2 separate regions of the Homo sapiens genome follow, and region 1 is linked to region 2. A link is a loop called in an ENCODE intact Hi-C map of the cell type or tissue named here. Cell type or tissue: B cell. All regions are shown on one strand. Each heading gives the region's core, and the rest is flanking DNA. Links, peaks and the distances in the headings are about the cores only.

Region 1 (5,376 bases), core at 243-5,242, 540 kb before region 2:
AGATGACACGAGTTCACCAAGGGGTGAGTAGAAGTTGGGAGGAGGCCAAGTCAGAAGAGCATCTTCTAGACAAAAGGATGGCCTTGAACAAAAATGCAGAGAAATAGAAGAACACAGTGGGTGTTACAAACCCATCATCTTCATCCTGGGGATATTTTCCTGTTAAGAAAATATTTTCCAGCATAAACTCTGTTGAGCCAATTTATTTCCTTCATCAATTTTCTAATGCAAGGCAATTCAATAGTTTCCTATTTTTTTGACTTTCACTTTTATGTTATCAGAATTATTTTTGCCATCTATTCTTTTCTTCCTTTGGCATTGTATAGTACCAGTTTCACTGGTTGATCTGTTTGTTTTGTTCACACCAAATTGTACTGAATAAAGCTTTTTTCATGGTGATAGATGTACATAGGCCTTTAATTCTTCCAACTTTGACTTTCCTGGGTCAAATTTTATATCAATCAATATAGTCTAGAATCTTATTATTTTACACATCTTTTGGTTAAAAAACAATATTTTATCAAGTATACTTTTCGCCACTCTCACTTTTTTAAATTTCATTTTGATTATTCTACCAGCAAGATGCATTGTGAATTAGGTAGACTACTGAGCAGTTTTTGTTTCTTAGATTATCCGTGAGAAAATGCAGTGAATGTGTGAGACCCAGCAAGCCAGGCTGACAAATGGAGAGGAAATGCACAAGAGGTGACATGACTAAGAGAGACATGGAAAGGCGGCAGCGCTCCTGGCACGCTGTCTGCCAAGCACCAACACGGGGCTCCCACTGCCCTCAAGGGCCAAAGCATGATGGGGAGAAAGGCCTCGGGATCTAAATGATGAGATAAATGGGTAGGGTCAACGAAGCAGAGCCAAGGCATCCTGCCATGAGCATGGCATGTCAAGGAAAGGGGGAGAGGTTCACTATTGAGGAATTTGAAGTGCAGGGACGAAGTGGGTGAGGGGCCTTGTATGCTAAACTGAAGAGTTTGGTTGGGCTTTATACAGAGATAAACAAGAGTGGATAATACCTACACATGATTTAGAAAATCAAATTGTACAGAAGGACTTTTTCTTAAAAAAGCAGTTGAACCCAGCCCCATCCCTCACCCCAGCCAGTCCCAATTGCAAAGTAGACAGAATTACTTTTGACTATTTCTGACATTGGATTGTCTACAGATTACCTGTATATATTGAAAATGTGCCTATATGGTTGTTTCTTAATTATTCAGCTTTAGCTGGGTGTGGTGGCTCCTGCCTGTAATCCCAGCACTTTGGGGGACCAAGATGGGAGGATCACCTGAGCCCGGGAGTTCAAGACCAGCCTGGGCAACATAGTGAGATCGTGTCAAAAATTAGCTGGCATGGTGGCACACGCCTGTACCTGTAGTCCCAGCTACTCAGAAGGCTGAAGTGGGAGGACTTGCTTGAGCCAGGGAGGTTGAGTTTGCAGTGAGCTATGTTTGTGCCACTGCACTCCAGCCTGGGCGACAGAGTGAGACCTTGTCTCAAAAAATAAAAATATTCAGTTTTAGGTGTTATGTACAAACTTCTTGCTGTGAAATATGGGGATTTAGTTCTCAATGGATGACAGACTAACTAGTACTAGACTTGCCCTTCTGTCAAAAACAATCATAAAATCAAACAAGATACATGAGATGATGTTTTCAAGCACTGAATGGCAGGTAGTGCAGGGCCCCGTGATTTTTGAGAGAAGAGAAACATACAAGGTAAGTCACATGATCAGCCTGGCTTTCTGTCTAGGGAGGTTTTCTTTCCTTGAGCTCTTGAGGTAGAGCTCAAGCTGAACTGAGGTGGCAGAAGTGAAGTTCTGGGCTGCTGAAGCAGCTGGGATGTGTGGGGCAGGGAAAGAAGGAAGAGGGAACTGCACATGGTGTACGTGTTTTAGGGGATGGGGGGAGAAATCTGGATAAGTATTCTTGATCCAGGGTTAAAGTATATATGTACTGGGTGAGACCATTGCTTAGCAAAGATCACCAGTCGCAGAGCTGAGAGCGGACAGTAATTCTAGAGATGATGCAATATTGGAGACTCTAGAGTTCCAGGCAGAGTGGAGAAACCTCACTGAGCACTTCAGGCTTTCAGTGGTGATACAAGAAAGACCACACTTTAAAAGCAGGGAACACATTCTAGGGTTAAGAGGCGTGCCCTAAGACTAAGTTCAAAACAGAAATAGACCTGCCCTAACAAAGAATAAAACCAAGCCTAACAGGACCAAAAAGATGTGCTAGTAGTTTAACTGTCTGCTAGAACAAAGCTCACCACCATTTAAAGGAAGACAAGAAAATCCAGGCTCCCTACAAAGTATCATCCACCAAAGTCTAGCACACGATAAAAAATTACTGAACAGGCCGGGCGCGGTGGCCCACACCTGTCATCTCAGTACTTTGGGAGCCGAGGTGGGCAGATCACAAGGTCAAGAGATCGAGACCATCCTGGCCAACATGGTGAAACCCTGTGTCTACTAAAAATACAAAAATTAGCTGGGCATGGTAGTGCGTGCCTGTAGTCCCAGCTACTCGGGAGGCTGAGGTAGGAGAATCAATTGAACCTGGGAGGTGGAGGTTGCAGTGAGCCAAGATCGTGCCACTGAACTCCAGCCTAGTGACACTGCAAGACTCTGTCTCAAAAAAAAAAAAAAAAAATTACTAGACATGTGAAGAAATAGAAAAATGCCACCCATAGTTAAGATGAAAAGTGGTAAATCGTTTCCAATTAAGATTTTTTTTTAAGGGAAAAAGGCATTAGTTGTATCTTTTAGAAGGAACACTCGGGTATTGAAAGGCCCAAGGACCACTCCAGAAAGACTGACCTAGGAAGAGACATTGAGTTGTTAGAAGAATCTCCTCACAGCTCTATAGGAAGGTGATGAGGATATAGACTAAAGTTCTGCAGATCTGTAAGTTTTGTGGTTATATTAAAATCACAAAATATCATCCTCTATTTGTGTGTGAAAAAAAAATCACAAAATGTCAGGACAAAAAAAAAAATCCCTTAGGTAGCATTCTATCTACCTTCTCTTATTACATCTGAGAGAACTGGGACTCAGAAAGGGTGATTTTTCCTAAGATCCCACAGACATTTAAGGTGCACTGGGATTAGAATCAAAGCCTCATAACTTTCCGTACTCACATGGCCTTCCTGTGACTACCTTGTACTAAAAAATAGTCTCCAAGATGACTAATTATCTGCATGCTTTCAGGGGGAGGTCCCCAACCATAGCTTCTGAGAAAAACATCAAGGTGTCACTTCTTCTTTCTTCAACCACGTAGAATGGGAGGTTTCCTGTAAGCCACCAGATAGTGACAAAACAGTGCAAAAGTCGTCACAAACCAGACGCTTGATGACTACTCACATAAATAGTTGATATTTAAGGCTTCTGACACTGGATTTCTAGAAATGTGTGTGCTTTAAATTCATATTTAAATTTGTTTAGTTGTCGCCCAGAAGCAACATGATGAGGTCATGACTGCGGCTTTGATCCACGGTAGTGCCCAGATAATATAATCAGAGGAAAAAGAAAATACATTCCATGTTGTATTAGTCCTTTCTTGCATTGCTATAAAGGAATAGCCAAGACTGGGTAATTTATAAACAAAAGAGGTTTAATCGGCTCATGGTTCTGCAGGCTGTACAAGAATGGCACCAACATCTGCTAAGCTTCTGGTGAGAACCTCAGGAAGCTTATAATCATAGCAGAAAGTAAAGCAGGAGCAGGCATTTTGCATGGTAAGAAAGGGGACAAGAGAACAAGAGTGGGGAGGTCCCAGACTTTTAAATAACCAGATCTCTTGTGTACTAACTGGGGGAGAAATCACTTATTACCAAGGGGAAGGTGCTAAACCATTCATGAGGGATCCACCCATGATCCAGTCACCTCCCACTAGGCCCCACCTCCAACACTGGGAATAACATTTCAACATGAGACTCAGAGGGAACAAATATTCAAACCATATCATTCCACCTCCAGCCCCCCGCAAATCTCACATCCTTCTCACATTTCAAAACACAATCGTGCCTTTGCAATAGTCGCCCAAAGTTTTAACTTGTTCCAGTATTAACTCACAAGTCTCAAGTCCGAAGTCCAAAGTCTTACCTATGATGATGAGTTCCTTCCACCTACAAGCTGTGAGATCAAAAACAAATGATTTATACTCTCAATATACAGGAGTGGTACAGGTATTAGGTAAACGTTCTCATTCCCAAAGGAAGAGATTGGCCAAAAGAAAGGGGTAATAGGCTCCATGCAAGTCTGAAACCCAGCAGGGAAGGCATTAAATCTTTAAGCTCCAACACAATCCTTGATTCCATATCCTGCATCCTGGTGTGAGAGGTGGGCTCCCAAGGTGTACCCTGCCACTGTGTTTTGCAAGGTACAACCCATGGTGGCTGCTGTCACAGGTTGGAGTTGAGTACTTGCAGCTCTTCCAGGAAGAAGTTACAAGCTGCTGGTGAATCTACCATTCTTGTATCTGGAGGGCAGTGGGCCCCTTCCCACATCTCCATTAGGCAGTGCCCTGGTGGGGAGTCTTTGTGGGAGCTCTAACCCCACATTACTCCTCCACATTGCCCTAGTAGAGTTACTCTGTGGGGCCTCGGCCCGTGTGGTAGGCTTCTGCCTCAACATCTAGGCTTTCTCATACATCATCTGAAATCTAGGGGGAAGCTGCCAAGCCTCCTTCACTCTTGCATTCCAGGCGCCTGCAGATTTAACACCATGTGAAAGCCACCAAGGCTAGCAGTGGCTTGCACGCTTCAAAGTGGCCACCCAAGGAGTGTCTGGGGCACTTTGAGCCAAAGCTGGGGCCAGAGCAGCCAGGATGCAGGAAGCAGGGTCCTGAGGCTGCACAGGGCAATGGGGCCCTGGGTCTGGCCCAGAAACCATTCTTCCCCTCCTAGGCCTCTGAGCCTATGATGGGAGGGCTGCCTCAGAGATTTCTGAAATGCCTTCAGGGCATTTTCCCAATGTCTTGGAAATTAGCACTTTGCTTCCTTTTGGTCATGCTAATATTTCTAGCAAGTGGTTGTTCCACAGCCTGCTTGGATTCCTCTCCTGAAAAGGCTTTTTATTTCTCTGCCACATAGCTAAGCTGCAAATTTTCCAAACTTTTATGCTCTGGTTCCTTTTTAAATATAGGTTCCAACTTTAAGCATTTTGTTGCTCCCGCATCTGATCACAGGTTGTTAGAAGCAGCCAGGCTACTCTCAAATGCTTTGCTGCTTAGAAATTTCTTCTGCAAGACACCCTATATCATATCATCACTCTTAATACCAAATTTCCACAGATCCCTTGGGCATGAATACAATGCAGCCAAGTTCTTTGTCAGGGCATAACATGGGTGACCTTTAATTCAGTTC
Region 2 (5,376 bases), core at 111-5,110:
GTGTATGCAGTGAGGTGTTGGCAGTGGGGATGGAAAGAAATCGGTGTCTGCCTGGATATGGAACAAGAGAAAGGAGGCCAGCAGCACTATAAGGTTTCATGCAGGAGGGAAAGGAGAATGATGATACTCTGGAGAGAATCAAATAGGAAAATTCAGAGAGTGCAGTTCAGTGAGCAAAGAAGTTCAGTGAAGTTTAAGCTATGTGGGACTTGGTGATAGGAACATATTTGAGTGCAGATTTAGAAATCTATGTCAAAAGCTCAGGGGAGACATCAGTACTGGAAGCGTTGGTCTGGGAATCATCCACGTGAGGAAATGTAGACGCAAAGGTAGGAGATAAAGTGGAGGAAGGGGAACTAGTGAGGATGGAGGGTGTGAGAAGCAGCCCAAGAGACAGAAGGTTAGGAGAGTAGAGTATTTCAGAAGTCAAGGAGGAGGCAAGTTTTAAGGATGAGGAAGTACAAAAAATGGTAAATACTAAAGAGATTGCCTATTGAGAAAAGGCCAGCAATATGGTCACTCATGATCTACAAGAAAGTCTCAATAGGAAAGAGGGGAGGAATAAATCGGTGGTGATGGTTATAAAAAGATGATGAAAGCAGACAGTGAGACCACCCTTTTGAGAAATATAGGGGCGAGAACCACCACTATTAATACGTTGAAGGGGAGCTAGATCAAAAGACGATTTGCTTCCCCTTTCAGGACTTCATCAGAACTCTTGGCAGAAAAACTGACTGAAACATAGGAATAAGGTTTTGAGGAAGCAGGAGAGGTTGGGATAAAAAACAAAAATCTTGAGGAACTAATCTTGGCACTAAAGAATGGCAGTCAGGAGAGGTAAGAGAGGAGGTGTGAGGAATCATGGATTTTTTAAGTAGAAAGGCGAGGCAGTTCTTCAGACAACCTTGTTTTTCTCATCAATGGAAGGGAATTAGCTGCAGCATGTGTGAGGGATTTGATGCTTAATAAACTGAGAAAGGAAAGGTAGAGGTGGCCAGGCGCGGTGGCTCACGCCTGTAATCCCAGCGCTTTGGGAGGCCGAGGCGGGTGGATCACCTGAGGTCAGGAGTTCGAGAGGAGCCTGCCCAACATGGTGAAATCCAGTCTCTACTAAAAATACAAAAAATTAGCCAGGTGTGGTGGTGCATGCCTGTAATTCCAGCTACCTGGGAGGCTGAGGCAGGAGAATCGCTTGAACCCTGGAGGTGGAGGTTGCAGTGTGCCGAGATCCTGCCATTGCATTCCGGCCTAGGCAACAAGAGCAAAACTCAATCTCAAAAAAAGAAAAAAAAAAAAAGGGAAAGGTAGAGGTAGCCCGAATATAATCTTAGATATGGCATCATAAGGTTGTGTTCAAGTTCCAGATATGTTAACTTGGGCTGGCCATCCAAGACCTGGCAAGACCTCTTTGAGGCCATTTCCTTACAATATTGTTAAAGGTTAAATGAGATACTGCTAAATGAGATATTGCACGTGTAAATTATGAAGTACTTCTGAAACAAGAGAAGCTTGAAACTACTACCACAAGAAATGTGATACAGTATGAACAAGAGATGAAGTAAAGCACAGCCAAGCAGCAGGGAGGGTAAAGGTGAAGTTCAAAGCAAGAATATATAGCAAACCCAAGTCCACACAGTTTTTGTGACTTCCTCCAGCCTACTGGAGAGGCGAATGCCGATTTTGAGAGTAGATGCAAGAAGGACAAGAGGCTGAAAAAAATCTAGGTAAGGACTATTTAAAAATCTTTGGAGATATGCTTAACATTTGGAAATTACTTGCACATTTTATATAAAGGTGGCATTTGACTCATTGGCGTGTTATATTTTGGAAATGGCCAAACATTTCATTTTTATATTTTATAATGGTTTTTTTTTTTTTTTTCATATTTTGGGGTTAACTTTTTTTCAGATTCCATACTTTTAAAAGCTTAGGCTCCAGACACTATGCCTATAGCATGAAACAGATAATGAAGGAATCAAGTGAAACAGTCGCCCACTGGGTACAAATTAAGTAGGGAAGGTCATGAACAAAGAAAGCAGTGAGGGCCCAGTAGACAAGCTGACGCAACTGGAGATAACAACAGGTGGAGGGGAAAGGAGCAGCTGTTTCCATTTTTGGAATTTTGGAGAATCAGGAGACGCCTGGTAAGGCCAGAGAAGGTGGCCGTGTAATTATAAAGTTAAAGGGGTCGGACGTGTTCATCTTCCCAATTAGTTTTAAGCCCACAAAGGGCTTGTCCCTCATTGCCACCGTCCATTGTCTCACTGTGACCAGGCAGGAGCCCTCCGTGATTGACTGATAAAAACAGCGGGTCCAACTCGCTCAGCTCGTTTCTGTTACACAGGACTGTGGAATCCCGGGTGACATTCAACTCCTTAGGTCATCTGCACTCCCCCCGGACCGGAAAACAAAGCCTTCCCGAGCCCGACAAGGAGGGTGGCGCTCCCTGGCCCGGCCGAAGTAAGCCCTCCATTCGACACCTCGGCTCCACGGTCTCCCGAACCGGTCCCCGTAACGCGAGCCTGAGATGCCCTCACCCCCGAAAAATACCCAAAGTCGGGGAGCCGCGGGAGTGCTTGTACCCAGCACGCTAGGCCTGAGGGACCTGTGAGCTACAGTAAGCGCCTGAGGACAGAGGGGAGCCTCGCAGCCTCAAACCCGCGTGGAGGAGAAACGTCTGGCGCCCCCGAGCGGCCGAGACCTCGGGAGCCCGAAAAACGTCTCCCACTCCCAGCGCAGAGCCAACTGACAGTGCCATCCACCAATGGGAGAACCCAGTCTGCGTTCGTGGGACGAGTCCGAGGGCAGAAAGAAGGCCGTCCCGGCGCCAAATCAGCGTGGCTTTTTAAGAGGTCCTGAGGCCTCTCTGGTCACCACAGAGAGAGGGACAGTCCCTGTGAAACGGTGACGCTGACTACACTATGCCGCTCGCTCCGAGCCTTGGCCTTTTCCTCCCGCCGCACTCTAAGCCCTTCGGCCGCCCCGCCCACGGCCTTGTCAGGTCCCGCCCCCCGCGTGAGTGGACTGGCGAAGATGTGGAATTTCCAAAACTTATTGGATGCTTAGTGGCGTCACTCTGGAGGGCGGCGGGGCCCGGAGCGGCGAGGGCCGCCGCTCTCGGACGGTGATTGGACTCGCCGGAGTAGACCGGGCTGGGATTGGTGTGAGGAGGGGCCAGAGCCCGCGGGCGTCCCGGGCCGAGGCGCGGGAGAGGCGGTGGACACCGAGAAGCCCGCCGGCGGCTTGCAATTCCCTCACCCGGCGCGCGCCTTTCGCAGAGGGAAGGAGCAAGAGGGCCCCTACCTCATCGTGCGCGGGTGGGGTCGGCGCTTGTCGCGTGTGGCGCGCAGTGGGGCGGGCGGCGGGAGGGGGGTGGCAGTGGAGGGAGCGAGAGGTGCAGGGGTGACTTTGTTGGCAGCAGGACTAGCTGGAGAGCTAGACCTGGAAGCGCATCCGGGGAGGACTTGCGGGGCAGAGGAGGGCGTGGGCGTGTCTGGTGTGGGATGCAGTGGAAAGGAGGGGGCCCTCCTGAGTAGATCTGTGGGTGATTCCTTCGAGGACGCCTCGTCTTCCCGTCTGCCCTTTTATTTGTCAGCGAGGGAGTCCCCATGGTCTCTGTTCAAGTTCTGGAGACTTTCTCTTTGGGTGGGCTTAATCACCTGCTACTAAATCGTAGAACTGCCCAGGGCCCTTTCTAATATTGGTCACAAACGTGAGGAGTATGTCAGAAAACAGAAAACCGCTGCTGGGCTTTGTAAGCAAACTCACTAGTGGGACTGCACTTGGGAACTCAGGCAAGACTCACTGCCCCCTGTGCTTGGGGCTTTTCAAAGCCCCCAGGCTCTTGCCTTGTTTGCATACAGTTTGCACCACGTGTCTGGAGCAGCTGGAGCCCTTCTCAGTAGTGGACATCCGAGGGGGAGACTCTGACACAAGCTCTGAGGGGTCAATATTCCAGGAACTCAAGCCACGAAGTCTGCAGTCGCAGATCGGCATCCTTTGTCCTGTATGTGATGCTCAGGTGGACCTGCCCATGGGTGGAGTGAAGGCTTTAACCATAGACCACCTGGCCGTGAATGATGTGATGCTGGAGAGCCTACGTGGGGAAGGCCAGGGCCTGGTGTGTGACCTGTGCAACGACAGGGAAGTAGAGAAGAGGTGTCAGACCTGCAAAGCCAACCTCTGCCACTTCTGCTGCCAGGCTCATAGGTAAAGATGGGACACTCCATCAGGTGTAGCTTAAGAGCAGATTACAAAGAGGTGTCAAGACAAATCCCTCGGTGAGCAGATGAAAAGGAAAGCCTTCTCAAATACCGTGGAAGGTCAAAGAGCAATATAACAATGCAATAGCAAATACTCCAGTACAACAGTTAACCCGGTTAGCCTAATATAGTACCTAATATATAGCCTAATATAGCAATAGCAATAAACCCTTTCAATTTACAAAGTGCAGCTACAGTTTCCTTCAGTCATTCGTGTAGTGAATAATTGTACTGGGTGCTGGAGAAACAGGAGAATGAATATAACAGCATAGATCCTGTTCTTGATCTCCTTCGATCTTGCAACTCTTACAGAAAAGCAGGCCCTGTTTTCGCCCCCATTTATTAATTGGGGAAACAAGCTCAGCAATATTATGTGATTTGCCAAGGTCCTACAGTTGGTAAGTGTGTAACAGAACTGAGTATTAAATCCAGATCATTTTGACTACATTCCAGTAACCCATGCTGTGCTCCTAGAATAGGTGATGATGATTGGCCGGACCTCAGCTTTTGCTTTGTGTACCTTAGAGTTACTCTGGAGCTTGGTGAGGTGGGCTGGTAGGTGTTAATTGGGGTGCAGACTATGTGTTTTATGGCATTTGGTGAATAGTTTGTCAGATGGATCACTTTTGTCCCTTCGTACTCTTACCTTACCCCATCCTAGGACACCAGAATATAAAATGACCACAGTTTTAGGATTAGCCTAAAATAGGTTTCGGGTTCTACTTCCATTTGTTTTCTGGCTACACTAACAGAACAAGTTTGTAGACTTCACTCTATTTTTAACTTGTAATTATGTGATAGTCCCTGCGACTGTCTTGCTGCCAGCCAAACCAGCTAACCCTATTTTCTCTGCAGCCACTCTTCTGGTGCCAGAATAGGCATATAAGCTTCAAATTGATACAATGCTAATGGAGGAACTCTGAACAGTCACCATGTTTTCCTAAGGATTTCCCTACATCTCTAGAGGGCTACTATAGGAAAGGAATTAGAAAGAGAGCTTTGATTCTACTAACCATTGGTTTCACACTTTCTTTTCTCTTTTTTTTTTTTTCTGAGATGGAGTCTGGCTCTAGTCGCCCAGGCTGGAGTGCAATAACACAATCTCCACTCACTG

Evidence for each region. A loop is a pair of places that touch in the nucleus more often than their neighbours do. Peaks named below come from ENCODE experiments on the same cell type or tissue, not always from the same donor. Only the 100,000 strongest peaks of a DNase experiment are listed, where the experiment ranks them.
Region 1: a loop joins it to region 2, with 32 times the contacts of the local background. A loop is called at or near these places in 2 of 110 quality-filtered maps.

Annotation. Positions count from the first base shown.
Region 1 is chr1:117,662,441-117,667,816 of GRCh38, reverse strand. No RefSeq gene overlaps it. Among named protein-coding and RNA genes, the nearest start is that of TENT5C, 59 kb to the right of the region's middle. RefSeq lists enhancers at 3,070-3,139, 3,330-3,569. In B cell, for the core only: no CTCF peak of the experiment used is centred there; DNase peaks (open chromatin) are centred at 1,766 and 3,286; H3K4me3 peaks cover 1,633 bases; H3K27ac peaks cover 5,000 bases.
Region 2 is chr1:117,119,547-117,124,922 of GRCh38, reverse strand. It overlaps TRIM45 (tripartite motif containing 45), which reads left to right and starts at 3,174. Exons shown (of 6, transcript NM_025188.4): 1 at 3,174-4,209. The coding sequence starts at 3,722. RefSeq lists an enhancer at 2,740-2,909 and a silencer at 3,220-3,409. In B cell, for the core only: CTCF peaks have their summits at 2,463 and 2,664 (motif pointing left); a DNase peak (open chromatin) is centred at 2,752; H3K4me3 peaks cover 1,501 bases; H3K27ac peaks cover 429 bases.